Regions from separate parts of the Mus musculus genome. Here region 1 is linked to region 2. The links are chromatin contacts, found by POLR2A ChIA-PET in ENCODE. All regions are on one chromosome and are shown on one strand. Each heading gives the region's core, a stretch centred on a gene start or an enhancer-like site at or near the end of the contact. The rest is flanking DNA. Distances are from core to core; before and after follow the strand shown. Region 1 overlaps Mcl1 (myeloid cell leukemia sequence 1). Region 2 holds the start of Anxa9 (annexin A9).

Evidence for each region. ChIA-PET counts read pairs that join two places held with the same protein, here RNA polymerase II (POLR2A).
Region 1: POLR2A ChIA-PET joins it to region 2 with 12 read pairs in Patski. The contact joins the enhancer-like site here to the promoter of Anxa9 in region 2. POLR2A ChIA-PET finds 5 or more read pairs at or near these places in 3 of 5 experiments (Patski and embryonic stem cell).

What each region holds. Positions count from the first base shown.
Region 1 is chr3:95,660,181-95,663,444 of GRCm38, forward strand. Mcl1 (myeloid cell leukemia sequence 1) reads left to right here. Exons shown (of 3, transcript NM_008562.3): 3 at 527-2,999. The coding sequence ends at 643. Among named protein-coding and RNA genes, the nearest start is that of Mcl1, 3.1 kb to the left of the region's middle. Within about 2 kb of position 1,936, at least 1 of the 3 ENCODE cell types and tissues checked has a DNase peak (open chromatin) inside an H3K27ac peak, as active enhancers do.
Region 2 is chr3:95,313,397-95,316,565 of GRCm38, forward strand. Anxa9 (annexin A9) reads right to left here and starts at 1,784. Exons shown (of 14, transcript NM_001379545.1): 1 at 1,407-1,784. It overlaps Cers2 (ceramide synthase 2), which reads left to right and starts at 1,794. Exons shown (of 11, transcript NM_029789.2): 1 at 1,794-1,949. LOC115489748 reads right to left here and starts at 2,400. Exons shown (of 2, transcript XM_030252979.1): 1 at 2,361-2,400; 2 at 1,348-2,168. The coding sequence starts at 2,400. The coding sequence ends at 1,366.

The DNA.
Region 1 (3,264 bases), core at 686-3,185, 350 kb after region 2:
ACTCATTATGACGGTCTTGAATTGTACCAAAAGGTCTTGTATTCTGTAGGTTGTACTTCTAATTCAGTTGGATAATCTTCAGAGCAGTGGATTCAAACCGTGAAGAAGTAAGAGTCACCTGTGATGACTAAATTACATCCCCCTCATTTTAATCAAATGGATAAGGGGTAGAGCCTGCATTTTAGAAGTTAATACCCAAATACACCAGCTCTGGTGTAAGGTGCACTCATTCTCATTAGGAAATACCCATGGGAGAAATACTACATGGGGATGGATCCAAAGAGTGGTTGGTTATGGGCCCTGCTCAGTCTGTGCAAAAATAATTGAGGTGCAATACAACTGCTGTAAGGTAACTGTTGTGTGGTTACTCACTGGAAAGAACTCCAGAAGTGTCTCTTGCATCCCAGAAGTAGGTAATTGGTTCACCATTGTTTGGGGGATATTTTAATTCACCGTTTCTCTGTATGTAGTGTTACAACAGCAGAAACCCATACTTGAAAATGTGCTTTTCTTTTTTGTTTTCTAGGATGGGTTTGTGGAGTTCTTCCACGTACAGGACCTAGAAGGCGGCATCAGAAATGTGCTGCTGGCTTTTGCGGGTGTTGCTGGAGTAGGGGCTGGTCTGGCATATCTAATAAGATAGCCTTGTGAGTGCAATAGGGGACTCTTAAAGCTCCAGCCACCAAACTACATGCATCTGTGAAAACATGTGTATTTATGAAGGTGGACTTGAAGCTGCCCAGGATTTTAACAGTCCAGTTCTACTGTAGCAACATAGCAAAAAGAAAGTGGCTACAGGATTGTGGCTAACAAGAATAAATACATGGGAAAAGTGCTCCCCCTGGAAGAGTCACTGTCTGAATGAAGCAAAGTTCCCTCTCAGCAAACACTGAGAGGCCATGGAGAAGGACTTCTAGAATGAATGAAAGGGGTGGATGGAAAGGTTTGATTTCCTATCTAGAGATGGAAGAGGGGCCAGTCATCAGGCTAGTCACAAAGCTCAATAAATATCCATTACTCTGCTCAGAGTGTTGAGAGAGAAGCCCTAATTAACAACGTTGGTGACTTGTGTAAAATGGATTTGTAACCTACAAGTCACCAAACGATGACTAGAAGCTGCAGTGCTGTACAGGAATGTGAAGGGAGGCCTCTGAGCAGTCCAGGGTGTGCTTGACAAAGTCCCAAGTGCTCAGGACTTTTAGCCCTGTCTACTTTGGCTTGGTTTGGATGATTCTTAAGTTTATTAGCCTAGTGATGGCCAAAAAGTACTTGACTTAAGGTTCACTAATTAGTTACAAAACTGAACAGCCTCGATTTTTAAGAAAATTTATGAAATGTATTTGTCTGTAAAAATTGTATATATTTTTACAGAAAGTCTATTTCTTTGAACATAAGAGGGAAGTCTTGGATTTAGTTTTTTTCCATACCCTTTTGAAATTTGCAGCTTCTCTAGTTAGAAATGTATTTCTTACAGCTTTTTAAGACTTTGTCATCCGTTCTAGTGTATATGCAGAGCCTGTTGTGTGTGTGGACTGGTTATAGATTTATAACTATGCAGGGTTAATTATCCAATCTTTTTTTTTTGTATTTAAAGATCACAGGTAGATAGATGTAAGACATTTGATCCCCTGTTGACTTACAAAATTGTAAATGGTAAAGCAGGCTAGAGTCTTAACCATGGTGCTATTCACTGGGTTTACTTGTTTAACACAAGTTTATACCTGGTGTCAATAAAACAAATATGTATTTCTTGTCTACTAAGGATTGCCAAGCTTTGTTTTGAATTTCTGTATTGGTCTCTAGGTGTAGCCTTTACTTCCTTTACTGTTGGCGTGTTATGCTCCCAGTTCCCCTATAGAGTCGTCTACACTTCCTCCCTGTGCTCTTCACTGGCCATTTTAGTTATCTGCATTAGAACTCTCACCCCAACCCCCCCAAAACTTTGAACCTAAATAACCCCTCCCCCATCCTAATCAGAGTCAGCACAGCTTTCCTGTCAGAGGATAGGAACACTTGCTCTTTGAGCCCCGTGACCGACAGTGACCAGGGATTGGCATTCTTGGATTGGCATGCTTTCCATTGTTACTTTGTCTATTTTGGTAAGAAAAACATCAAAGGTCCCCTTGGGAATTTCAAAGGTTGGAAATTATACGTTTATACTTTTATTAGTTTGCTCCAAGTATGACTGTGTTCACTTAAGTTTAGAGAAACACTGGGTTTTGCTAAACTCGGTTAACAAAAGCCACTGGTAACTGAAGGTATTTAAGCTAGGGTCATTTGAAAGCTTCAGCCTCAGAATGTGACCTTTAGTCAGGGCTGCAGATAAAAATAGGCAGGAATCAAATGACTAAGAATGTAATAGGGAAGAAGTGCCCTGCCTGCCAGCTTGGGAGTGATTTGTACCTGTGTATTTATCCTTGATCATAGTTTGCTTATTTATGTTTAACTCTTCGGACTTCAGAGCACTTTATGTAGTTGAATAAACCCTAGAGGTTGAGGTGACTAAAAGGTTAGCCTCTCATAACCCAGCCATGGAAGTTTTGTTTACTAGGAGCCTGACTTCCCAGCTCACAAAGGGTGAAATGAAAGCTGAAGTACAGACAGGATCTTAGTAGGTATTTTAGGTCCAGGGCCATGAAGACTTGGAGAGCGCAGTGGCTGGGCAAGGGGCTGCTTTGGAGGGAAGAAGCATGTGGTCTGAGTGCTGACTAGATGAATAGTTGAGGCACATCCTTCAGAGAAGAGGGAGGGGCTGCTTGGAAAGATGGCTCTCAGCAAAATCTGTTTGTCTTACACGTCTCTCAGGGAAAAAACATGCAGTCTTCAAGCATCTTCCATGTACATTCTATCTGGGTGAACACCTTCATTCTGGTAGAGCACCTAACACTTTAACAGCTGTTCCCGAAAGGGTTAGGACCAACTGCAAGTTAATGTGGGTTGTAAATGTTCCCCTAACTTCTGTTTCTTCTGAAGAGAAAATAAACCTTTTTCCCCCCAAAGTAAGGTGTGGTATGGGTCTTTTCTTATCGCCTTCCTCTCTTGTGCAAGCCTTTTAGGGAAGTCAGTTGAACAAATAGAAGTGAAATAAAAGCAAAATTCAGTATTGATTTGCCTTATGGTAAAGAATATAGGACCTGTAATTTAAATTTGTGGTTAATGTATTCCTGTTTTAAACTAGTTCGGTACGTTTTTGGGTTGCGGGGGAGAATGCTTAGCACCACACCTGGCTTTCTCATTGACAAGTTCCTTGTATCTTAAATTTAT
Region 2 (3,169 bases), core at 534-3,033:
CCCAAACAGCAGACTTGGTTGGAAAAAGAAGTGAGGGTGTATGTGTGTGCGCGTTGCAGAAGATTTTAGGAAGGCTACTGAAGAGGGATAGAGCAGAGTGCAGGGGACAGCCAGGCTTTTGTGGTGTATCATCTGTGCTGGGGTCTCACTGCAAGGACCAAGTGGGCAGACAGGCTGGAAATCATCCACTGCCTCTCTAACTCCCCAAACAGACAAGATCGAGAGCCAAACTCTCACACTAGAGTAGTGAGGTTACATCTCTTCCTAAGATCACAGGCAAAGCCCTGGTGCTAGAAGGCAGGCATACATTGTGAGGCAAGCCTCTGGCACAGGCTTAATGATGACAGACAAACGGCGGGGCTGGAGAGATGGCTCGGCGGTTAAGAGCACAGGCTGCTCCTTCAGAGGACCTGGGTTCATAACAAAGGCGGGAGAGACAGCTCAGCTGTCATGTTCTTACTTACAGAGGACCCGTTTGATTCTCAGCACCCACATAGCTGCTTACAACCTTATATAACTCCAGTTCCAGGGAATCTGATATCCTCCACTGACCTTGTTGGCCACCAGACATTCGTGGAACACATGCATACATTCAGGCAAAACACTCACACACATAAATTTAAAAAGAAAAAACAAAACTATTTTATGAAGGTTTAAAAAAAAACATAGTCTCCCAAATGCTGGGACTGTGCTTGGGCATGAGATGTGAAATTGCACCAGGCAGGGTTTTGGTTTTGTTTTGTTTTGTATTTTTTTTGGTTTTTCGAGACAGGGTTTCTCTGTGTAGCCCTGGCTGTCCTGGAACTCACTCTGTAGACCAGGCTGGCCTTGAACTCAGAAATCCGCCTGCCTTTTCCTCCCAAGTGCTGGGATTAAAGGAGTGCGCCACCACTTCCCAGGGGATAGTTTTTAAAGCATTTTTTACATGGAAGAAGCTAAGCTTAACTCTCCCGGTTAAGGGTCACTTGACAACTTAGTCAAGTTCTGTCCATAATGGGAGTATGGGAGATGGGAGTTAAGGCTGCTGGGCGCTTTCTCTCTCTCTCTCCCCCCCATCCGTCCCCTTATTTATTAATTTATATGAGTACAATGTGGCTGTCTTCAGACGCACCAGAAGAGTGCATGGGATCCCAGATAGTTGTGAGTGACCATGTGGTTGCTAGGAATTTAACTCAGTATCTCTAGAACAGCAGTCGGTGTTCTTAACCGCTGAGCCATGTCTCCAACCTGCTGCTCTCTTCTTGAGGCATAGATTTTATGGGACTATTTAAGGGAAAACAGGTTCTAATACGAAACTGATCACGGCTAACCATAGTGTAGCCTGGAGTACATTTTACAAAAGGTTTGAGTAGCTCTGTTAGGACTCTAAACAGCAGGGCTGGGGGAGGGGGCATTGTGGATCTCACCGTAGGGAGCATCGGGATCTGTGCAGGGTTTTCTCCGCGTGCACCCTTCCTCTGATGCCCAGTGAAGCCGGACGATGGGATTGTAGCATTCAACCCGGGGGTAAATCATGGGCTGAGGTCGCCGACCACACCAGGGCCGCGGGGTTGGGCAGAGGCAGCCAGCTCTGAACTGCTCTGGGCTCAAGCACCAGGGGGTCCCTGACCAATGTCCGGGTGGGCCGCAACCGCGCCACTCAGAGACCCAGGCGCCCTGCGGGGCACGTGCCACCCGCCCCGTCGGGGCTCCTCCGCTCCATAGGCGCAGCGCAGGGTTCCGGGCACCGGGCCCCGCCCGGCCGCGGCCCACACCCAACTCAGCTCCGCTACTGGGCTCGGCCTGGGCTCGCCGGGGCTCGGCGGGCAAAGGAGGAAGGAGGGAGGGAGCCGCGGGCAGCGGAAGGGGGAGGAGAGGACCCGGCCCAGTCAGTGCGCACCGGCCGGGCGCTAGAAGTGGGAAACGGAGTAGCGGCGCCCGGGCCGGAGCAGCTCTGCACCGGACGCCGAGTAAGTCTGTGCGCGGGTCCGCGAGGGTGGCGGGGCAGTGACGGGCGCGGGGGCTCAGGGTGCAGCTCGGAGGGAGCGGGGCCTCCACCGGCTCATGGCGGCCGGCCTGCCGGAGGGCGGGCCGAGCGCTGCTGGAGCGGGCGATCCGGGCCCGGCTGGGGCCTCGGACCAGAGAAGGCCTGCGGGGCAACAGGTAGGGGGACTGGGGCCGGGCGCTCGCTCAGGATCCATGGTACAGACGCCCCTTTGTTAGGAGTGGAGCAGTAGCGGACCTTCGGTGCTAGAAGCCCCTGCGGGCCCGCGTGCGTCCTGGGGCCTGAGTGTGGAGGCCGAGGAGGAACGGTGGCGGCCCCTGCTGTTGCTGCTGTTGCTGCTACTGCTACCGCCGCCGCTGCCGCCTCTGTTTCTGACCCCCTTGTGCCCATCCCAAGAGGGAGGTCAGAGTGTCCATGTGCCTAACGGGAAACAGGAAGGAGTACACTCTTTAGTGTCTGTCCCGGCCCCAAAGGGCTCACATTCCTATACCGTTATGGGGCGTGTTTGGCCAGCTCTGGGTTGTAACTTGCTAATTACAGGCCCAGAGGCCCTCAAGTTAGTTGGCTACCTGCAGGTGGGTGGCATTTCTTTTTAGCCTGAGCTTGGGAATTCCTGTGCCTAAGCTGCACTCCTGGCATCCAAACCAGATCTCACTTATCCGAGTTTCCAGCCTCAGCTGTCAGGGTGTTCTAAGCGCTGTGAGGTCTGGAGTGAGCCGGTCTTCCCCAGAACTGAGTTAGGGAAGGCCTCCCCCAGAAATTACTTCTGTTTGTGTGAGAGCTGGGGTAGGGGGTCACTTCCCATCCCAGAGCTAAGGTGACTGTCTTGCATTTGTGATGGGGCCCCTAAGGTCAAATATTCCGTTCCTTAGGTCTTGTTTCTGGCCACATAGTGCCTAATTTCTAAGGGGTGTGGTGTGGTGTGCTGTGTGTGTGAACTAGTTCTGGTGCCTCTATTCTCACTGGAGCCTCTGACTAGGTTTCTCTCTGTCGCTGGCCACAGGGAGACTGACATTGTACAGTTCCTTTCAACACTACCCCATTTGCCGCTGCTACTTCAACCTACTGGCCTCTCCCTGTCTCTGGAAGGCATATTCTTATATAGTGTTTGGGGTTGGAGCAGGGAAGTTTGTGAAACATCCCAGAGAAGCCTGAGGCCACGGTTGTCACAGCCTCACCCCTTAG